Linked DNA regions of Homo sapiens: region 2 is linked to region 1. The links are chromatin loops, found by intact Hi-C in ENCODE. Cell type or tissue: gastrocnemius medialis. All regions are shown on one strand. Links, peaks and the distances in the headings refer to the core of each region. The heading gives the core; the rest is flanking DNA. Region 1 has its middle 98 kb from the start of MIR548H3. Region 2 holds the start of LOC105371543 (a long non-coding RNA gene).

Region 1 (3,839 bases), core at 1,340-3,839:
ATATTTATTTCAAGGAATTCATGAATGTTTTCTAAAACCCGTTTCTTCTCTGATATTTTATGTCTCTTGCCTTGCTCCTTTATGGATCTTCAAGGTGCTTGCCATAGTGTCTTGGCTGCACTAGGTGATGATTAAATATCTATTGAATTGAATTGTACTGAAGGTCAGACATTAATTTGAGGCACAGAGGTGAAACTCTGGGAATCAATCACGGATGAAAGCAGAAACTTTTCTATAACAAAGACCTTGTGGAGGACTAGAAATCATCCATGGAAAGTTTTTGGAGATTTCTTTTTCAAAAGAAAGCACTTTAATACAATACAATTTCAACTCCTACTCTCACAAACTTGATTTCTATTATGTTAAAATTGGTTTCATTCTCCCAAGTTTTTTAATGTTCACGTTGTTATTAAAACTCCTGGGTCATCCTACCAGTGGGGATTGCTCTCTGCATTTTATCATTAATGCATTCCTGCAGGTGGAGGCACTGGAATAGATAGGATGACCTGTAAACCAGTAAACCAGACAGCAGCAAAAGAATGTGGTACCTGCTTGGTGTACTCTTGGTTCCCTCCTCCAAGACCTAACTGGGCTACCCCAGGCGCAGACCTCTTCCAGAATGCCTAGCAAAAGGGATAACTTGGAAAAGGCATCCTTTGATTCAGTTCTCTGACAGTTCCATGGCCCTTTAATTCTATGCCTAACAGTCCCTTGTCTTTACACTACAACTTGAAGTTTTATTCTTTAATAACCCAAATTTAGTTCTTGTCTTTAAAGGAGCTGGGAGGGCCTGGTTGATACTCTCAGGTTTCACTGAGGGTTTTTTAAATTCAATCTTTGTATTTTAGAGAGGGTAAAGTATCAGAAAAAAATATTCTTTTTTATAACCTCCATTTGATTTGCCTTGCTGAATGAGTAGGAATGATAATCTGCATACATTAAGAAATATGAGACATTTCACTTATTTGAATCTTTCGTCTGAAAGATGGAGAGCTGTGAAACTTCCAAGAAGTCTCGTAGGAGGTGGAACTGGTCTCTTCCCTGAGGTACTGGCTGAATGAAGGGTGGTTTTGGTTTTTGTTTGTTTGGCTGCTGCATCTCCTTTATTACAAGTAACCTGCCCAGATATCGAGGAAGCTCCTTCAGAAGGCATAGCCATGTTTGCTGACTTACTGGTCTTGACTGCCAACCACACTACACTGAATTGTCTTAGGCTCTACACACCTAGAAAGAGAGAAGTGTGTGAAGCAGGACAGAGGCTTAGAAATCCTTTGTCTCCCTCATGAGTCCCCATACTTTCAGTACTTATGAGTCTACTAGGTGTCCATACCATCAGAATCAATAGGCCCATACAATCAGTCAGTCTTCCTGGTGGTCAGCCATGAATTCCAAATGCTGGCTCGTTCACTCAACAGTTACTTCCTCGACACCAACCCTGTGCCACAAAACATTGGGTTTGAACAGAAAGAAAAGACCTGATCTCTTCCCCTAAGTGGTTTTACTACATATGATATCCACAAAATAAGAATCTAAGAATAAGTATAAATTAAATATTAGCTCATTAAGTCAGTTACCGTTGATTCACAACTTGAAGTCCTAGATACAGGAGAAACTAAAATTTGACCTACAACCATCTGAGGAATACATAACTTACAGAAACACATCTTTCACATTCTGTCAAAAAATCCAAAAACATAATTCTTAACTGCTTGCAAAAGAATCACTTGGCAAATTTGTTTAAAATGTACATTTCTCGGCCATGCACATGGCTCATGCCTGTAATCCCAGCACTTTGGGAGGCTGACGCAGGCAGATCGCTTGAGCTCAGGAGTTTGATACCAGCCTGAGAAACATGTGAAACCCCATCTCTACACAAAAGAAAATTTAGCCAAGCGTGGTGGTGCGCCTGCCTGTAGCCCCAGCTACTCGGGAGGCTGAGGTGGGAAGATCACTTCAGTCCGGGAGGTAAAGGCTGCAGTGAGCCATGATTGCACCACTGCACTCCAGACTGGGTGACAGAGCAAGACCCCAAGACCCTGTCAAAAAAACAAACAAACAAACAAACAAACAAACAAAAAAACACCCAAAAATGAATATTCCAGATATGTAGTTGAGAGAAAAAATTCCAGGGACAGAAAGACCATACATTTTTGTAGTATATGTGTGTAAGATTGCTTGTTTAAGTATAAAATCTCTGAAAAAAATACATAAACAAATAAACAAACACCCCCAGCTTACTGTACTTGCATTGTGGGAGGAGACCTGGGTAGATGGGTATAGGGAGACCGGAAGATTTACTCTTCGTTGAACCCTCATCTGTATGTCTTGAATGTTGTACCACGTGGATGTATTTCTTAATTATTCTATAAAAATGTTAATTTTTAAGAAGAAAAGAGTGAAAGATAGTAATTATTTAAAATAAGCATTTCTGGGCCCTTCCCCAGACATTTGGATCCTAAAGTTGTGTGTGTAGTGGAGTGGAGGGGCCTAAAATTGGAGTTTTAACAAACAGTCTGTGTTAAAATGATACACGTGCTTTAAGGACCACATTTGAGAAACTTGCTACCACTTTTGGGAGCAAGAGTGAATTCAGTTATTCATCAAACAATAAAGGAGAGTGTACCTATCATAGTCCAAGCACTGTGATGAGCACATAGAATAAGGTGAGACTAATGTTTAGAGGGCAGGATACAGATGCAATTATTTCACTGCAATCATGGGTCTCAACATTTAGCATGAATCAGATGAACTAGGAGGGGTTGTGAAACACAGATTACTGGGCCCCACACCCAGAGTTTTCCCCAGTAGTTCTGGGAAGGGGACTGGGAATCTGCAATTCTCATATGATCTAGGTGATGGGGAGGCTGCTGGCCCATGAACCATATTTTGAGAAATTCTTAAACATCCCTGAAAAGTAATTAACTGGATCCATTTGCATAGATTTTAGGAAGTATTTCAGGATATGAAACTCACTACTCATACATAAAACATTCTTCATTAAAAAACAGAAGCTAAGAGTTTTCCATATGACTACCATTTATGCAAACCCTACAATGACATTGACATTGAATCTTTCTGTAAGTTCTTGAAGAAAGCTATCACTTTCTTCTCTTTCTTATTACATCTTCTGACTCTTAGGCAGAAGACCTAGTTTCTGCTTTTTTGATTCCTCTCCTCTTAAGACCCTAGAATCTATTACTATTCCTCTTGCAATATGGTTATCAAAAATTATTGAGGCCTGAATCTGAGGTCTTATCCACTCAAGGTAAAACAATCCCTTGACCTTTGTTCTGGAGGCAGCAATGTAGGCTGGTAGAAAGGGCTGTCTGACATTGACCCTAGCTCTACCTCTAGCATTACAACTTGGTGAAGTTAATTTGCCATCTCTTTCTATTCTATTTAGACTCAGGCTAAGCCTCTCCTTCCTTCTTATCTCTCTGGTAGTATCCAAGGACCAGCCTCCTTTTGCCAAAACCAAAAGTCCCTTGTATATGAACATGTGCCAGCCGATGCAATTCTGATTGGGCTCAACTGGGACTCTCTGCAACAGCATCATGATAGCAATAGCCTCATACAACCCTCAAAAGAGTAGGCAGTGATGGCAAAATACAAAGGGCCCATTTTGACAGGGAAGGCCCATTGTGCCCAAAAAACACTGGGTGGGAAAGAGGGTACTTTCCACTTTCTGCAACTGATCAGAGCACTAGTGGATGGAGGCAGAGACAGGGGTGCCAAGGCATTTGCTGTAGTTACCAACGACCTCCTTTCTCCCAGAGGGCCCTGGCAAACAGCGAAAGTGGTGAAGTACTTCCCTGAGATGGTACTGGGATGAGACTTAC
Region 2 (6,106 bases), core at 3,607-6,106, 60 kb after region 1:
CCTTTTTATGTATGTTATCATATTTGTTAGTGAAAAGTTGTTCATAATATCCCTCTCGTCTCTTTTTTAATGTCTATAGGATGTGTATCAGCTCTATTATTTCTGAAATTGGTTATTTGTGTTGTGTCTTCTTTTTCTTGATTAGTCTTCCTAGGGACTATGTCAATTTTATTTAATCCTTTCAAAAAACCAAGTATTAACCTGTTGATTTTCTACATTATTTTTCATTTTACTGATTTCTGTCTTTATTATTTTATCTTTACTGGGCTTTGGGGGATTACAATATGCTTTCTTAACCTATCACAGTTTACTTATAATTAATATACCATTTCACATACTATGTAAGGAGAACCTTACCAGAGTGTAATTCCATTTCTTGCTTCTTTTGTGCCAGTGCCAAATACTTTACTTCTACATACCATAGTCAGTCACCTTTCATTTCCCTACATACTTACTATTGATGGTGCTTTTTTTGCCTTCCTGTATATGCAATTTAGCATCCGGTACCATTTCCCTTCAGTCCAAAGAGTATATTTTATTATATATTGTAGTTCAGGTCTTTTGTAACAAATTTCCTGTTTTTTATTTATCTGAAATATCTTTATTTCACTATTCTTTTTGACATACATGGTTTATGCACATAGAATTCTTTCTAAAAGCACTTTAAGGATGTCCCATTGCCTTCTGATCTTAATAAAACATGAAGTATTAAATATTTTTTTTTTGAAAGGGAGTCTTGCTCTGTCACCCAGGCTGGAGTGCAGTGGCATGATCTTGGCTCACTGCAACCTCTGCCTCCCGGGTTCAAGTGATTCTCCTGCCTCAGCCTCCCGAGTAGCTGGGATTACAGGTGCCCACCACCATGCCCGGCTAATTTTTGTATTTTTAGTAGAGACAGGGTTACACCATATTGGCCAGGCTGGTCTCGAACTCCTGACCTCAGGCAATCCACCCACCTAGGCCTCCCAAAGTGCTGGGATTACAGGTGTGAGCCACTGTGCCCAGCTGATTCTTGGTTTCTTTTAACTTGAGTTCATTGACATGTTTTCACACCCTTTGAATGTGAAGTTTTCTAGATTCCTCTGTTTTCAGTGTGCTCTTGGATGCAGAATATAGTTGCCTTCTGTTTTGTAATACAAGTTGATGGTCTTTGTCGTTTTATGTTTAACCAGTTTCTAATTTACATTTGCTCTCCACATGCCATCTTGCTTTATTTTTTTTAATATATGCTTGTACATTGTTTTTCTTTTACTATCTTTTGTTATATAGATTATGTATATTTATTTATTTTCTCTATGGAATTTTAAGATATAAACTCTATTTTTAATTTAATTACAGTTTAATTTTTTAATGCATTCTTTAGCTCTTTAATGGTCTATCTCAAGTATAAAATAGTCTCTGCAATTCAGGAAAGAAAACTAGAAAATTTCATTTTTTTTTTCACTTCCCATTTTATGTATGAGATTTCAGAGGTTGCTGATTACTATAATTCTCATTTGAAAGCATTATCTTTTCTTTCTGAATGAACTATGGTATTTTCATAGTTCTTTGTAACTGTAAGTTTGTGAAACCAAATTATGTATTTAAACAATGTCAAATTTCTATTCTAAACTTTTTATTCTACTTCCTCTTTACTGAGCCTGAGTTTTCCAAAATTGTTAGTTTCTTATGACATTCGAGTTCATCTTTGGAAGACATTTTTCAGGATAAGTATGTGGATTGTATACTTTATGAAATTTGCATATCTGGAATTCTTTCCATTATCTTCACACATGTATGACATTTTGTCCAGGAATTTGAGGGTTCCCAAATTTTCCTCTCAAAAGTCTGTATGGATTTCTCCAATATCTTTTAGCAATTAATCTTGAAGGACAGCAGTCTCAACCCTCCCTGGTTCTTATTTCCTTTGAAAATAACTTACTAGATAGTTTTCTTTGTATAATAAGCTTTTCAATTCTCCCTGTGAACTTTAAAACATAATGTTAATTATAAAAATTTAATTTAGAGGCCGGGCGCGGTGGCTCATGTAATCCCATCACTTTGGGAGGCCAAGACGGGAGGATCACGAGATCAGGAGATGGAGACCAACTGGCCAACACAGTGAAATCCCGTCTCTACTAAAAATACAAAAAAAATTAGCTGGGCCTAGTGGCAGGGGCCTTTAATCCCAGCTACTTGGGAGGCTGAGGCAGGAGAATCGCTTCAACCTGGGAGGCAGAGTTTGCAGTGAGCTGAGAATCGTGCCATTGCACTTCAGCCTGGGCAACAAGAGTGAAACTCCATCTCAAAAAAAAAATTAATTTAGATATTAATCTAGTCTTGACAACTTATCAAAAAAGCAAAAACCAAGACGAAGCTATTTAGAGAGCATTTTCCAAAAGTATAGAGTAGCAATGGGATGGAAATTATAAGCTACTTTAGGGCAATATGTGTTCTGCTAGAGAGCTGGCAGTAAACAAGAGTGTGACATTGTGATATCATGAGAAATATACATTGGCTTCTGTCCCTAGTTCCCGGCACAGAGCTCCCCAGAGACTTGTAATTTCCTAAGTGATGGTAGGAGCATCTTTTGTTCTAATACTTGGTCTTTGATCACGGTTTCTCACACGTAACTCCTAAATCCCTCGCAGTTCCTTGAGTGACAGCAGTATCTTTTGTTCTAATGAGGTGATGCTTGCTGGGTTCCTCAGTAGCCTCAAGATGGGGTCAGGTCACCAGAAAGACCAAACTTTGATTAGAAACTTGGAATTTTCAGACGCATTCTTCATCATCCAAGAAGGGAAGACAGGCTGGAAACCGAGTTAACAATTGGTCCTGCCTACGTCATAATGCCTCCACAAGAAACCAGTAACTGAAGGGCTTTGGAGAGCTTCCGAGTTGGTGGCCATGTGGAGGAGCTGGGAGAGTGGCACCCCTGGAGAGGGTGTGGAAGCTCCGTTGCCTCCACCGTCTTTTCCGCCTGCTGTTCCTGAGTTGTATCCTTTTATTATAAATCTGCAACCTAGTAGTAAACTGTTTTCCTGAGCTCCATGAACTGCTCTAGCAAATCACCAAATCTGAACAGGGGCTCAGGGGAACCTCTGATTTATAACTAGTGGTTCAGAACCACAGGTGGCAACCTGGACTTGTGACTGGCGTCTGAAGGCAGTGGGCATAGTGTTGTGGGACTGCCTGAGCCCTTAACTTGTGGAATCTGATGCTAACCTCAGGTAAAAAGTGTCAGAATTGAATCAAATTAGAGGACACCCAGTCAGCAAATGTTGAGAACTGGATAATTGATGGGTGTGTGTGTGTGGGGGAAATAATCCCACACATTTGGTGTCAGAAATGTGTGAGTATAGGAGGAAAAAGTTACTTTTCTTTCTTTTTAGGAAGGGGAAAGAGGAGGGTAGAAAAGAATAAGGAAGAAGAAAATACAGTGGAGATTCCTGGCTAAAACTGGTTGGCTCATGTTTACTCAGCTTCATGGGTTTAGATTCAGTTAAGGTACTGGAAATAAGATCACAATAAAATTTCGTTTTTTTTTCTATAGAGAAAGGTCTAGAGATATTTTTGAAAATGTGATATGTATGTTTTACTATTTTGTGAACATTGTCCTTTATATTATATTTCAGTCCATAGGCTTCATGTATTTCAGAGTTACATTTGTATATTATTTAAACACGTTTATTGAAGTAATAATATCATACACCTAGTGTATTGCTATGTTAGTAAATATAGTGTTTATACAAGGTAGGTAATTAAGATATAATATTACATATCTACAGACCCAAAATAATATAATGATTATGGCTCAGAGTATGTTATACATTATAAAACTAATAACCTTTTGAAATAAAGATTGATTTTCTATAAACTCAGCCATCCACCCCCCAAAAATACAGAAAGGAAAAAATAGTCTTTCTATATATTGTGACATTTTTACAATTTCCAGAATTCCATGGAGTCTAATTTCTGCTGGGATATTTCCTCCAGGCTGACATTGGTTTCAGAAGGACGTATAGTTGAACCAGTTCTTGATAAGCCTGAATCTTTATGTGCTGCATGTCTGTAAGCTGCCCTCTCAAAGACCTGCTCTCCTCACGTGCTGCAGAAAGAAAATGACGTGGACAGAGACAGAAATGTCACAATCTACGCTCAGCTGGTCTGGATTATCCAACTTCTGAGGTGTATCTGCCGGCTGTCCCTGTATCCCATTATAAATCATCTCCTTGTTGAACATCAGGCCAGACTGGGGTCTGATTCATTGGCTGTATGTGGCTACCTGGCTCCAGGAGGAGCCTCTGTCTCAGTCCTGTAATAGTCATCATGCTTTAAGAAACCTTCACATTTCTGAACAGTTACATAGTGTCCTCAGCTGAAGAAAGAGGAAGTCTGGAGTCCATTTCCGGCAGTTAGCAGGGAGCTGTTTTCCTCTCTCTGACATTAGCAAGGTTTGTCAGCTTGTTAATCTTTAAGGGGATTTGGGGTTGAAATTTTTTGTGGGGTGGACTTTAGGGTGGATAATATAGTCAAAGTTCTTCAATGTGGTTTGAGGGAATAAAATAGATGCCCATGTTTTTTATGGCTGTAATTCCCACTTAGCCTTGGGTTTCAACTCCCAAGTTTATGTGAAAGGAAAACCACAAACTATTGGATAGTGTAAGCGCTATAATAGTAGTCTCTACCTTTTTGCTTGATGACTTCCAAGAATGTTTCCATAATTCTGAGGTAGCAGAAGCAATCAATAACTGTACTATAAATTACATGTGCATTGAGCATTCAAGCATTGTGGAGTCTGGGTCTCCCCAAGGCCACGGTTAACTGGTAAGGTTGGCCTGGACACATTTTCTTCCTTTTTCATTATTTCTCTGCCTGCTGCCTAATAGCCAGTTAAGATTTGGTGAGAAAAGCAGAATTAGGGAGTAACTAGACTAACCCCCTTTCAAGGGAAAGCTTTATTCTGATAAACCCCCTTAACTTGCAAAAATCACATCTGGGATTAGAAGTGAAACAGAAGGGAGGGAAAATTTCTCCCACAGGCACTTGACTCTACCAGTCACACTTAGCAATTATTCTTTGACAAATACATATTTGTCTTACACAAAGTGGTAGAGATGTGCTGCATCTGGCAAACATCACATAAGCCTTCTGTATGGCTGGAACAATGATGCTTTTGTTTCTAGTATTAGATGATGGAGAAGGAGTCAGAATGACATTTACCTCTATAGATACCATGCTCAAGCTTCCTCTCCTTAGAGCAGACAGAAGGCTTCTAAGAAGTGATCACCTTAGGTGTTTTCTGGAGAAGCGGTGTGCTTAGAACATCATGCTCTTTCTCTGAAAGTGTAATTTAAACCCTACTTCACGGACAATTGTGGGTGTTGAGGAAATGCATAAGAGTGGAAGACAGAGGGGAAAGGAATCAGATCTCTAACTTGTATTTAAACTAGAGTCACTTTGTTTTTAGCTTTTTAAAAATTGGCTTTCTTTCTGTCTCTCTTTTCTTCCCTCCCTCCCCTCCCTCCCTCCTTTCCTTCCTTCCTCCCTTCCTTCCTCCCTCTCTCCCTCCTTTCCTCCCTCCCTCCCTCCTTCCCTCTCTCCCCCCTTTCCTTCCTTCCTTCCTTCTTTCCTTCCTTCCCTTTCTGACAGGGCCTCACTCTGTCACTCAGCTTGGGGTGCAGTGGCACAATCTGAGTTCACTGGAATCTCAAACTCTTGGGCTCAAGAGATCCTCCCTCCTCAGCCTCCCAAGTAGCTGGAACAACACATGTGCGTCACCATGCCTGACTCAGCTAGATTTTTTAATTTTGTAGAGATAAGGTCTCACTCTATATCCCAGGCTGGTCTCCAACTTCTGACCTCAAGCGATCCTCCTGCCTCGGCCTCCCAATATTGGCTTTCTAAACAAGATTTAATGTAAAGAAATAGTTCCACCGCTTTAAAAAAGAAGGGTAAGAAAAACTTAAAAATCACATCCATAAAATGACACTTTGCTTTTCAGGTTTTTATTCCATACCTTTGGGGACAGCGACAGTCAACACCAACTTGTGGCATGGGATGGATTTCTACCAAAAGCCTCTGTGAATGTGCTCTGAGAAGTTTCTACAGAGTCTGACAGGGCCTC

Evidence for each region. Hi-C counts contacts between places; a loop is a spot of excess contacts. Peaks named below come from ENCODE experiments on the same cell type or tissue, not always from the same donor. Only the 100,000 strongest peaks of a DNase experiment are listed, where the experiment ranks them.
Region 2: a loop joins it to region 1, with 7 times the contacts of the local background. A loop is called at or near these places in 4 of 110 quality-filtered maps.

The regions. Positions count from the first base shown.
Region 1 is chr17:13,444,059-13,447,897 of GRCh38, reverse strand. No RefSeq gene overlaps it. Among named protein-coding and RNA genes, the nearest start is that of MIR548H3, 98 kb to the left of the region's middle. In gastrocnemius medialis, for the core only: no CTCF peak of the experiment used is centred there; no DNase peak of the experiment used is centred there.
Region 2 is chr17:13,383,839-13,389,944 of GRCh38, reverse strand. It overlaps LOC105371543 (a long non-coding RNA gene), which reads left to right and starts at 2,879. Exons shown (of 5, transcript XR_934238.3): 1 at 2,879-2,975; 2 at 4,341-4,433. In gastrocnemius medialis, for the core only: no CTCF peak of the experiment used is centred there; no DNase peak of the experiment used is centred there.